2 separate regions of the Mus musculus genome follow, and region 2 is linked to region 1. A link is a loop called in an ENCODE intact Hi-C map of the cell type or tissue named here. Cell type or tissue: left cerebral cortex. All regions are shown on one strand. Each heading gives the region's core, and the rest is flanking DNA. Links, peaks and the distances in the headings are about the cores only.

Evidence for each region. Peaks named below come from ENCODE experiments on the same cell type or tissue, not always from the same donor. Only the 100,000 strongest peaks of a DNase experiment are listed, where the experiment ranks them.
Region 2: a loop joins it to region 1, with 2.4 times the contacts of the local background. A loop is called at or near these places in 6 of 42 quality-filtered maps.

The regions. Positions count from the first base shown.
Region 1 is chr13:43,395,895-43,401,433 of GRCm38, forward strand. Nol7 (nucleolar protein 7) reads left to right here and starts at 2,482. Exons shown (of 8, transcript NM_023554.2): 1 at 2,482-2,764; 2 at 2,841-2,901; 3 at 3,617-3,675; 4 at 4,699-4,727; 5 at 4,959-5,040; 6 at 5,403-5,524. The coding sequence starts at 2,511. In left cerebral cortex, for the core only: a CTCF peak has its summit at 2,452 (motif pointing right); DNase peaks (open chromatin) are centred at 913, 1,970, 2,502, 2,693 and 1 more place; H3K4me3 peaks cover 1,592 bases; H3K27ac peaks cover 899 bases.
Region 2 is chr13:43,300,903-43,306,441 of GRCm38, forward strand. It overlaps Gfod1 (glucose-fructose oxidoreductase domain containing 1), which reads right to left and starts at 3,270. Exons shown (of 2, transcript NM_001033399.4): 1 at 2,343-3,270. The coding sequence starts at 2,595. Gm52047 (a long non-coding RNA gene) reads left to right here and starts at 4,582. Exons shown (of 3, transcript XR_003950636.1): 1 at 4,582-4,828; 2 at 5,454-5,539. In left cerebral cortex, for the core only: CTCF peaks have their summits at 3,385 and 3,584; DNase peaks (open chromatin) are centred at 1,561, 2,044, 2,297, 2,307 and 5 more places; H3K4me3 peaks cover 3,836 bases; H3K27ac peaks cover 3,747 bases.

The sequences.
Region 1 (5,539 bases), core at 170-5,169:
AGCAAGGAAGACCTGGGGGAGGGAATGGCTTGGTCTGCGGCTGCGCAGGAAGCAGAGCCAGGGACTTCCAGTACTCCATTCGCTTTCCCGGTTCCCTAAGACTACAGTCCGCTCCTCCCATTCAGGGTATTTCTTCCTCAGCGAATCCTCTCTGGGAACCAGCAGGCACATGGAAAAGGTGTGCCTCACTGTTGCGTTAGGTGTTTGCCGAACCCGGCATAGCCGGGTACTGGAAAGCTGAAGACAGCAAGTTGGAAACGAAGAGGTGACAGACATCGGAACAAATGCCAGAAAGGCATGCAGAAAAGCTGGGGTCGGGTGGGTTGCGTCACTTGGATGGAGGCCACGTCCTATGCAACTCGGGGACTCAGCAAGTTTATTATGGGTAGCAGAAGGAATAGGGGTTCAGAAGTCTCTATGGGAAGACTGGAGGGGAGCCATTTCAGGTTGTAGTCGCCCACGAGGAAGGAGCTGCCCTTGCTAGTTTTTGCACACACTGCCAACATTGGCACAGGAAGCCTTTGCCATTTCCCTGAACCTGACCCAGGGAAAGCTTTGCCACTGGGGCATCAGGGTCCTTGACACTGACGTGGCTGGACCCATGTCAACAATACTCATTTACTCAGGACTTCGTGGCTCCCCACAGGTGTTTGTTAGTCCAACCATGTTGACATTTAAAATGATCTACCGCAGGCAACAAGGGAGAGTTGCGTGTACCATAGGTGACAGTCATTTGTAACAAATCCTAAAAGTCCTTTGCGTGAAGGAGATAGATTATCTGACCAATTGGGAGTCTGGAGAAGTAGCCAGGCAGCATGAGGGTCACACTGGAGGTGGTAAGCTGAAGCTAGGGAGCTAGTTATAATTTCAGTGATACCTTTCCAAGGTGTGTGTCTGTGTGTCTGTCTGTATGCAATGGCTATGCGTACTGCAGGGGCCAAAGCCCTTGGAGCCCCTGGAACTAGTCATAAGTGGTTATGTAGCGGGCGGTGGTGGCGCACGCCTTTAATCCCAGCACTCTGGAGGCAGAGACAGGAGGATTTCTGAGTTCAAGGCCAGCCTGGTCTACAAAGTGAGTTCCAGGACTGCTAGGGCTACACAGAGAAACCCTGTCTCGAAAAACAAAACAAAACAAAACAACAAAAAAAAGTGGTTGTGTGCTGCTTGACATAGGTACTAGAAACTGAACTAAGGTTCTCTGGAAGAGCAAGCAGTAAGTTGAAGTTCTCTTAACTGCCGAGCCGTCTCTCCTGCCCTCTGTGACACTTTAATGCGGCATCTACACGTATGGACCATCACATGCTTTTGGTAGGTTGTCACCGGGCTTCAGTTTAACCTCTCTCAATGCTAGTTACTGTAGGGGTCTGCTGATGCAAACATTTGTTTTCTTGCAATAGGTTTCACTTTAGTTCAGGCTGGCCCAGACTTTAAGATGTTCTTGCTTCGGCTTCCCGAGTGCTGGGATTTCAGGCGTGCACTACTCTGCCGGACTCAGAGAATGTTTTTCATTTGTATTTTCTATCTGACCGAGCCCAGACGTTTCAGAGCCACCCTCCCCATCCTTCTCTGCCTACGATGTCTCTAGCAGTTCTTGTTTTGTTTTGTTTCTGAGACAGGGTTTCTCTGTGTAGCCTTGGCTTTCCTGGAACTCACTCCATAGACCAGGCTGGCCTAGACTCACAAGAGTTCCTCCTGCCTCTGCCCCGCACCACTAGGATGAAAGGCATGCACCACCACCTACAGGCCTTGTTTTGATCTTTTTATCCACACTTATTTGTTCTTTTTAAATTGGAAACTGCTTCTAAACAAGAGGGGGGGGGGGATAAGGTTTAGAAGTAGGAAGTATATATGTTAACTAACCATTTGTCGAACATATAGTGTGACATTAGAAATCAATGACTTTAGAATGGTAGAAGCAACAGCCAGGTGACTTGAGTATTTAGAGAATAGTGTAACTAAACATGCCATGGTCTCTGGGTGGGACGTTGAAAGTCAACCGTTCTGCGTAGGGGAACACATATCAGAGAGGACAGCTCATCCAAGTGCACGGATAGATTAGGGAATGAAGAATCATTTCCTACTGTATAGCTGGTAAAAGACATCACGTGGGCCATGTATTCCCAAAAAATATATGGGCAGAGGATTGCAAGGGTTGGAGGGGGTGGGGGTGGTGATGGGGGTGGGTCGTACACAATACATACAGGGATGCATCTCACAAGCAACGATGGTCATTTATTTCGTTATTTATTATACCCTTGCCTCTGTTCCATAGATCTAAGCAACCTGGGGGAGAAAAAAAAAAAAAAAAAAAAAAAAAGGCGGCGACACCTAGCAGCACGAAACCACGCCCTCTTACCCCCCCCCCCCGTCTCAGCCATGAAAAGCCCCGCCCTCCCGCGCACGCGCCTCAGCACGTTTCGCGGCCTCCGAACCAGCAGAGGGCGTAGAGAGCGCGCACCGCGCACGGCTGCTTCCGGGTCAAGGGTCAGACAGCCGCCTTTCCGTTTGCCATGGTGCAGCTCCGGCCCCGCTTGTCGCGTATTCCCGCGCCGGCTGAGGCGATGGTGGACGAGGACCAGGCGGCCTCGGAGGAGGAGGAGGCGGAGCACGGCCTGCTGCTCGCGCAGCCTAGCAGTGGCGCGGCCGCCGAGCCCCTGGACGAGGAGGAGGACGCGGACGACGAAGCCCCGGAGGAGCTGACTTTCGCCAGCGCCCAGGCGGAAGCCCGGGAGGAGGAGCTGCGCGTGCGCGCGAGTGCTCGCAGGTGCAGCGCCCGGGAATGTTGGCGCCTCGGGACTCCCCAGGCTCGGCCGGCGCTGACCCGACTCCTTTCCTTCCAGGGATAAAACGCTGTTGAAGGAGAAGAGGAAACGGCGCGAGGAGCTGTTCATCGAACAGAAGGTTGGACGCGGGACTTGTCGCTTATGTAAACTCGGCCGGGGCTAGAGTTCCCTTGCTAAAAGCTCCTTAAAGGATAGGGTACTGGAGAGGTGCAAGGGCCATTGGCGTTTCTTGGAGTCTGCCGTAATTCAAAGTAGGCGTGGAAGCACTGACACTCATCTATCCCTGACAGTAGGTCTTACAGGCTTCCAGAGGTGGTGAGGTTTGCTTGAGTTTTTAAAATTCTAGGCTGGAGCTAATGATTTCTTTTTTCGCACCCCAGAGATCTGATTTCGAGTGGCCATACCTAAATACCTTTCAGTTAGTAGCCGGGATACTTGAACGTTGAGCTACTTTGGGTAAAATGACAGGGAATGTATTGGGCTTTCTTTTCTTTTCTTTTTTTTTTTTTTTTTTTTTTTTTTCTTCCGAGACAGGGTTTCTCTGTATAGCCCTGGCTGTCCTGGAACTCACTTTGTAGACCAGGCTGGCCTCGAACTCAGAAATCCGCCTGCCTCTGCCTCCTGAGTGCTGGGATTAAAGGCGTGCGCCACCATGTCCGGCCTGTATTGGGCTTTCTAAATCCAGTCTTAATGTTGTCGGTTTAGAGGCAGCAGGGACGTATTCACAGATTGGCCCGAATTCAGGACTGTTCGAAATGAGTAACGTTAGAAGTTATCTCCAGGCATACCTGTACCTCACTTTAACTTGTCATCAAATGTCTTTATCCCCAAAGAAAAGAAAGCTGCTTCCAGATGCTGTATTAGAGCAGCTAACTACAGCTTCAGAGGCCGAGTAAGTATTGCAGTTTCTACGTGCATAAAGTCTGTAGACCCTAAGAAATTCTCCCCAAACTTAAAAGCTACACAGTGCTTTTGGAGTTCCTCAACTTTGTCTAGCAAGATAGATGGTAAGTAAGTGACTGAGAACATTTAGTGTTGCAGCAGGAACTTAAACCCAGACTTTCCTTTAGCTTGCTCTACCTGCCGCCACCCCTTTCTCTGTTCCTCATTTCGTTTAGCAGCCGTGTTGCCAGTGCTTCAAACCCAAAGCTTGAGTTTACGCCCTGCTGAATTCACTCCTTGGTACATTCTTTTTGTTTTTCTAGACAGGGTTTCAGTAGCCCTGACTGTCATGTAACTCTTGCTCTGTAGACCAGGCTGACCTCAAACACAGATTTGCCTGCCTCTGCCTCTTGGTGCTGGGATTAAAGGTGTGCACCACCACACCTGACCTTAGAACATTCTAACTTCTCAAGTCTTTTTTCTTTTAAATCAGAATAGTAGTTCCAAATTGTTGGTTACTTTCCATAATTATTCAGATCTTTAATCCATGAGGTATATAAGCAGATGTTTGTGCTTTTAGGTGAGGTCCTTCTCTTTCCTACCCGAGGTCAAGTGTGGACCCTTTCTTCTCGCTCCCTCCTCCATAACTTCCCATCTGTACAGGCCTCTGTGCTTTCTCTTCCAGGCAGTTTAGTCACTCCGTAGGTACCTGGAACTCATCCTTGGTCTCCAGGGTCCAAACTGTTGTCTAAATCTAGTTTCTCAATACTGTGAGACTAGCACCAGCCTTTACTTGATCTTTGGAATGCTAAGTTAACAGTTCTGAGTTTCTATTAACAGTGCTCAAATTTAAGTTCTGAGGACACTCCATACTAGTCAAATGACTGGGAGTTGTGGCAGCGCTGTGTGGCTCAGTGAGGAAAGATTAAGGGCAGGGGTCATGAAATCGAGAGAGGATCTTGGATACTTGTTTTGAGTACTCTCTATTGCCTGCCAGTCCCATCTTTCGTTTTTTTTTTTTTTCCTCCCGCAGCATAAAGAAATCACCAGAAAACGTAAAAGGTATGACTTGTCCTTGGTTAAGTAACTTCATGTAATGGTAAAGTGCACTTGCAGAAATTTTTGGTTATTTGTGGTCCTTAGGCCTGGCCAAAGTTGGCTTAAGCCTGTTTTCCACTATTTTCTTCAAAATAAAACCTGTACTCACATGATAGGTGGTCACCAAAGTGAGTAACTTCCATTAGGTGTTAATTTATATAAATACTACTTACAAAGTGGATCTTATTTTTTCAGTTAATTTGAAAAAGAAAAGTGAACAGCATGCAAAAGGAAGAAACTCCAAGAAAGTTAAAGTACAGAAAGTGCAGTCTGTCGGGTAATGAGTTTTGTTCCGTTTTCCCCGTGGGATGCAGTTTCCATGTAGTTGATAGTATTGGTTTACTTGTAGAAAAGTATCAGTTTTGATAGTAACAAAGTGAGATCATGTAGGCGTTAGGAGTCATAAAGTACAGTCCCTGCCTTGTTTCTGTGAGGCCCTGAGTTTGACACCACCCTAACCCCATCCACCTTAAGGACGGAAAAAGTTGGGTTAAGGATGTTGGCCAAGTGGTACAGTACGTACGTAGTGTATGGGAGCCACCTTGGGTTGACTGTCCCCAGCACCATACACTACAGAGTTATGCAGGAGAACAAGCATGTACCCTCTAATTTACGTTGACCTTTTGTATTAATCACCAGTCAGATTGAAAGCTACATGGCTGTAAGGCTTAAAGATGAAGATCTGAGAGATTCAAGGCAAGAGGCAGCCAAACACTTCATCCACAGTTGTTTATATGGTTCAGATTCCAAAAGGACTACTGGTAATTTTCTTATGG
Region 2 (5,539 bases), core at 288-5,287, 95 kb before region 1:
GGTCACAACGTGGACTGAGCCATGGGTCAGGCTTGCTGACAGTGGAGAAAGGAGGACACTTCACCGGGACTCATTAAAGGGATGGCTCTCTTCAGTCCCAGGCAAACGCTCATATGTGCAAACCTCCAGCAGCCAAGGCCAGCCTGATAACTGTTTGGGGTTTTCCACTTCCTGTGTTATGTGTGCAGAACCTCTTAACCGTGACTGAGAAGCCAGTCAGGAGCAGCCTCGAAGGTACAATCGAAAGAAGCCTCCTAAGTCTGCAGTGAAGTCTTAACACCTGTGCAACCATTTTGAAATTCAGTCCAGTGCCTCTGCATTTCCCATAATCACGGACTGCCTTGAATCTCGGGCAAACAAACTCAAAAGGAAAGGAAGAATGCCTACAGCCCACGGTGAAAGGATAAGCCCAGGGCTGTTCCCTTCTCACACTTGGTAAACCTAGCTAACAGAGCCTCCCATGCTTTTGCTCTGAAGAGGAACTAACTTCAGCCCTGTCAGTACAAAACAAGAACTTATATGGATTCTCTTCTCCAGTGCTGAGAGTTGAAACCAGATGCCCGTGCCTACCAGTCAGGTATTCTACCATGGTGCAACACCCCAAGTCCTCACACAGGCAACATCATCACCACTGCCGCCACCACCATCACAGAAGTATCCAGAAAAGTATAACAATGGTCCACATCCCTAAACGCTTCGGCGGCCAAAGTATGAGATAAAGGCTGGAAGTGTGGCTCAATCAGTGAAGTAGTTGCCTAACAGGCAAGAAGCCCTGGGTCTGATCCCCAGAACCAAATAAACTAGGGATGGAATCTCAGCACTCAGGAAGTAGAGTCAGGAGGATCAGAAGTTCAAGGCCGCCCTCAGCTAAGCAGGGAGTTGAAGGACAGCCTAGGATACACGAGACCCCGCCCCAAACAACAATGATAGTAAGTACCAGAGACCATCAGAGCATTCTTGCTCTGTAATTGGTATCCCCCTGTTGTGGGGTTGCTCCAAGGGCCTGTCCTATAGAGATGCCACCGGAGAGGGGAGAAGAATGCTCCAACAAGCTTTCAAATCGGACCAGACCCAAGCCTTTAGCATAGATGGGGCTTAAGAGGAACCCATGGTATAGAAATTGCCCTAATAGGTTTTATACTCTAACTTTTTAATCGCCTACTTGACAAACAAATCCAGTGTAAACAACTAGTATAAACTAGCAGTGAAACAGAAAAGAAACATTGGCTAAAAGTCAATAGAATTCAGTTCAAAACTAAAGAAGCCAGGCTCCAAAAGCCAGAAGCTTAATACATTAAATACAGTAAAGAAAAGACCGGTAGCCCCTACGTTAGAATTTCTCCAACCTAGTTTGTTAGGAGCTTTTTCTCCACTTCAGTAACCCTGGCTTCCAAGGGTAAGTATGAAACGCCTGGGAATAGCCGAGCGTGGTTGGTTTAGGTATGGAAGGGAACTGCTGATGAACAGACTTGCTCAAGACACTCGTTTGAGCCCAGAAAGAAGCCCCAGCCTGCTTGTAAACACAATGTGTCTCTGGAATATTCCCGAGGCAAAATACGGAGGTGCCATCGCACGTTTCCAAAGGAAACTGCAGCGTCTGGCTTCCCCCTCCCACCCCGGCCCCCTCCACACACACAAAGCATCCTTGCCTTTGAAACCACAATTTTCATCTCGGAAGAATACAAGGTATATAATTCTCAACTAGAGTAGACACCCACTCCTGGGAGACTGTGCCCAAAGGTTAAATTACAATCTTTACTAACCTCTGACACATCTGAGAGTGTTCTGATAGACCCGCCCACTCTCACTTGCTTCCTTCCAGAGCAGAAGAGATAATTCCAGCCAGCTGTCAGTTCTCTAATCTCACAGTAAACTCACTTACTGTGGAGGGAAACAAAACGATCCAAACTGGGTGCCACAGCTGCTCACAAACAGGTACACCCAGGAAAAACCCTGCCACCACGTGTGCGGCCCTTTATTCAAGGGTTCCTGGCCACGCGCTCTCCTTTTCCAGACGCACGCGCACCCACACACCAGAGCACTAACTAACGTATACAGCTGGGTACCGAGTTTCCCTCCTGGAACAGCAACCGGTCTTCTGTATCTGACCCATTCGGTTCCTATACCTAGAATCCAAGCCTATTCTAGCCTCCGCACCACACACGTGGGGATGCGCTTCCAGCTGGTATCAGGAGCGAAGCGTGGAGGTGGGGGAGGCCACCGACTGGAAAGGGGAAAGCTGGGACTAACAAGCTTGGGTTTGGGATTCCTGGGATATGTCCAATTGGAGAGAAGCGAAGAGCCGAGCTAAAGAAGAGAGGGCTGGGGGAGGGGTCGCTCACCCAGGGTTTTGACAGCGATCTGCCTAGTGAGCGGCGGCGGCAGGTTGATGCACACCAAGTCCACATCCTGGTGCAGGAGCACCTCGTCGATGCGGCTGGTGTAGAAAGGAACGCTCATCTCCTTGGCCAGCTCCTCGGCTTCTTCCTGCGTGCGGCCCCACAGCGCCTTCACCGCGAAGCCCTCATCTTTCAGCAGCGGGATGATGACTCGGGCTGTGAGGCTGGTGCCGAACACGCCCACCCCGGGAAGCATGGCTGCTCAGGTCCGCCCGGTTCTGCTGCTGCCGGGATCTCCAGTCGAACACCGGCGCACACGCCTCTCCGGCCGGTCCCGCAGTCCCCGGCTCCTCGACCGACCTCGCTGCGCTGCGCTAGCCGCCGAGCCCCGGGCAAGGCGCCCGAGTGCGGTGGCGTGACAGCGCACCGAACCACAGACCCTGCAGGCTCCGGGAGCCTCAGCGCGGTGACTGCTGCAGTGCCCGCCACTCGGGGCTCGTGTCCTTCCCGGAGACAGCGGCAGGGACTCCGCCAGGACGCACGAGGCCCCGAAGCCCCGTGGAGCCCGGGCTCAGGCAGCGCTCCCGCCGCAGCGCCGGCCGGCTCCGTGCGCCCCGCGGAGGCCGCCCCATGGCCGGCTCATCCCGGCAGAATCTCTCTCCCGGATGGCGCTCCCGCTTCACCACCCTCTGTGGGCTGCGGATCTTCTTTTTCCCCAAGTCCTTGGTAACGAATGGAACCCAGAGGCCACCCGGAGGCCGACTAAGGATGAGGCTCGTAGTGTACCAGGCGCCGATCCCGAGCAGCAGCACCGCAGCGGCGGACACCACCCGGCGCCAGGCTCCTCATTCTGCTGCCATATTCGCTCGCTCGCAGCGCGCCTTGGGCGGCCTCGGCCCCGCTCGGGCTCGGGCTCCGGCTCCGGGATCCCGCGGGTACGAGGGCGGAGTTGGCGACTTTGACTGTCAGCGGCCGGGGTTCCTGCACCGCCCTTGCGGTAGCGCCGTGCTCCATTGGCCGCCAAGCGTCGCCCCCGCCCTTGTCTCCGCCGCCCAAGGCACTCGTTGCGCTCAGCGCCCGGCCCCTGGAACCCGCTTTGACTCCTCCCCGGCCCCGCCTGTCTCGCCTGCTGCCCCCGGGTGGCTTCCCTTTCTCTGCGCTCTCCGCCTCCGCGGCCGCCTCCTCCTCGTTGTGCTCCAAGCTCCGCCCAAGCAAGCAAATAAATCTATCAAAGCAGGGCGCGCCCTTAATAGGCTAGGACTGGGTTCCTTGGAAAAGATTGGCGGATGCTAAGACCCCGGGGAGGCCGGAGGACCCCACGAAGTGTGAGCAGCGTGGTTCACAGTCTCCTCTCCCGGATATTTTTCTGTGCTCGCCACTGCTCTAGGAAGCTGTCCAGGCACTTAACCCTGAGGTTATTGGAAACTCGTTTCATTGATGAGAAAGTGAGCTCTGAGGAGGTTAAGGGACTTGCTCAAGGTGACACACATGAACAACAGTGCCAGGATCGGAAGGCAGACACCAGCATCTCGGCGCTGAACCCCTAGAGTTCTGACTCGCAAGTGTGCCAGCTCCAATCCCAAACCAACTCCACTCCTGAGGAGGCTCCACTGGTCACCTACTCCATGCTTGTGCCCATGTGGCATGGGCGACCTCACCCAGACTCCGCAGTGGCTGTGGCACGTGTGTCTAGAGTCTGGTCTTCCTTGTTTACTTCTGGCTGCCTGCCACTCCTGGCCACTGCCCTCTGTCAGCTTCAGTTCCCTGGCACAGCGCTTCTCCTGGCCTTTAATACATCTGCAGTCAGAATGCTGGGGACCATCAGTCCGAGATGCGTGGAAAGCCCTAACTGCGGTGGTGACTGAGTGAGCGTCTGATGGCTCAAGATATCCTCGTCACTTATCACGGGGCCTAAGGAGATAGTAGGCACTTGTCTAAGTACACAAATGGATGGATATTCACCACCTGTCACATTGTGCCCTCTTCGTACTGGGAGGGAGGAGTCAATGCCAAAGGGCAAGTGGACCTGCTCTTCTAGCTCAGTGTTTCTGGAAAGGTGAGGTTACTACTGTCTATTATGTTCATCCCTGGCCTTTAGCACTCAGAGGAAGAGACACGTGTCCTGCTTCAACATAAGCGTGGAAAACATGATACATCCGAGTGTTTAAAGCAACTGTAACAACTGGCACAGAGACGGGGCTCTTGGAGAGAGCTGTACACACACACACACACACACACACACACACACAAAGGCTGATGTGGCAATGGGAGGAGGCAAAGTTGACCTCAGGACGACATTATTAAAAAGGACAAAGTGCTCCGGGATTGGCAACAACCTGAACAGGGTCAGACAAAGAGCAGACAAGATATGCCTGCTGATGGTTAGCTGAGAAGTGCCTAAGGAAAAGGAGGCGTGCAGCCATGGCTGCCAGGGTGCTGCTTTGGAGCAGAGCGAGAGCCACGGTGTGCCGCCCCTGGACAGGTGCAAGGTGGGTGACTCCTGGCTTGCAGAGTCAGAAGCCAGAGCTGACTCTTGGCTCTGCCATTTACACCCTGTGGGACCCGGGACAAATGTCTTCTCTGTGTCCGTCTGTAAAGGGGGACAATAGCTAACACTAGAGAGGACCATGTGATTTGACAGTCGTGACGTCCTGAGAAGGATGCTCCCTAGAAAGGTTCTATGTGATATATATGCCCTCTATTTTGATATTTATTTTTATTACATACATTCTATTTGAAAATAAATGTTAGGCCATGTATATATCCTGAATGAATTCCGTTATGCTCTTTTATGTTGTTTGGGTTTGTTTGTTTGTCGATTTGGGTTTTTCCTTTACTATTGTTTCTATGTATGGGTGTGGGTATATACCACATGAATGCATATACTCTTGGAGGTCAGAAGAGGGCATTGACTGGATCTGCTGAAGCTGGAGCAGGAGCTGCAGGTGGTTGTGAACCATTCTATATGAGCATCAGAGACAGAACTCAAGCTCTCTGAAAGGACAGTGAGCACTCTTACCTGCTGAGCCATCTTTCCAGCCACTGTTTGTTGTTTGTTTGTTTGTTTGTTTTTTGGTTTGGTTTGGTTTATTTGGGTTTTTGTTTTGTTTTCAGATGAGGTCTCATGTAGCTCAGGCTAGAATCCAACACACTATCCAGAGGAGGACGATCTTGATTACATTCTGATCCTCCTGTCTCCA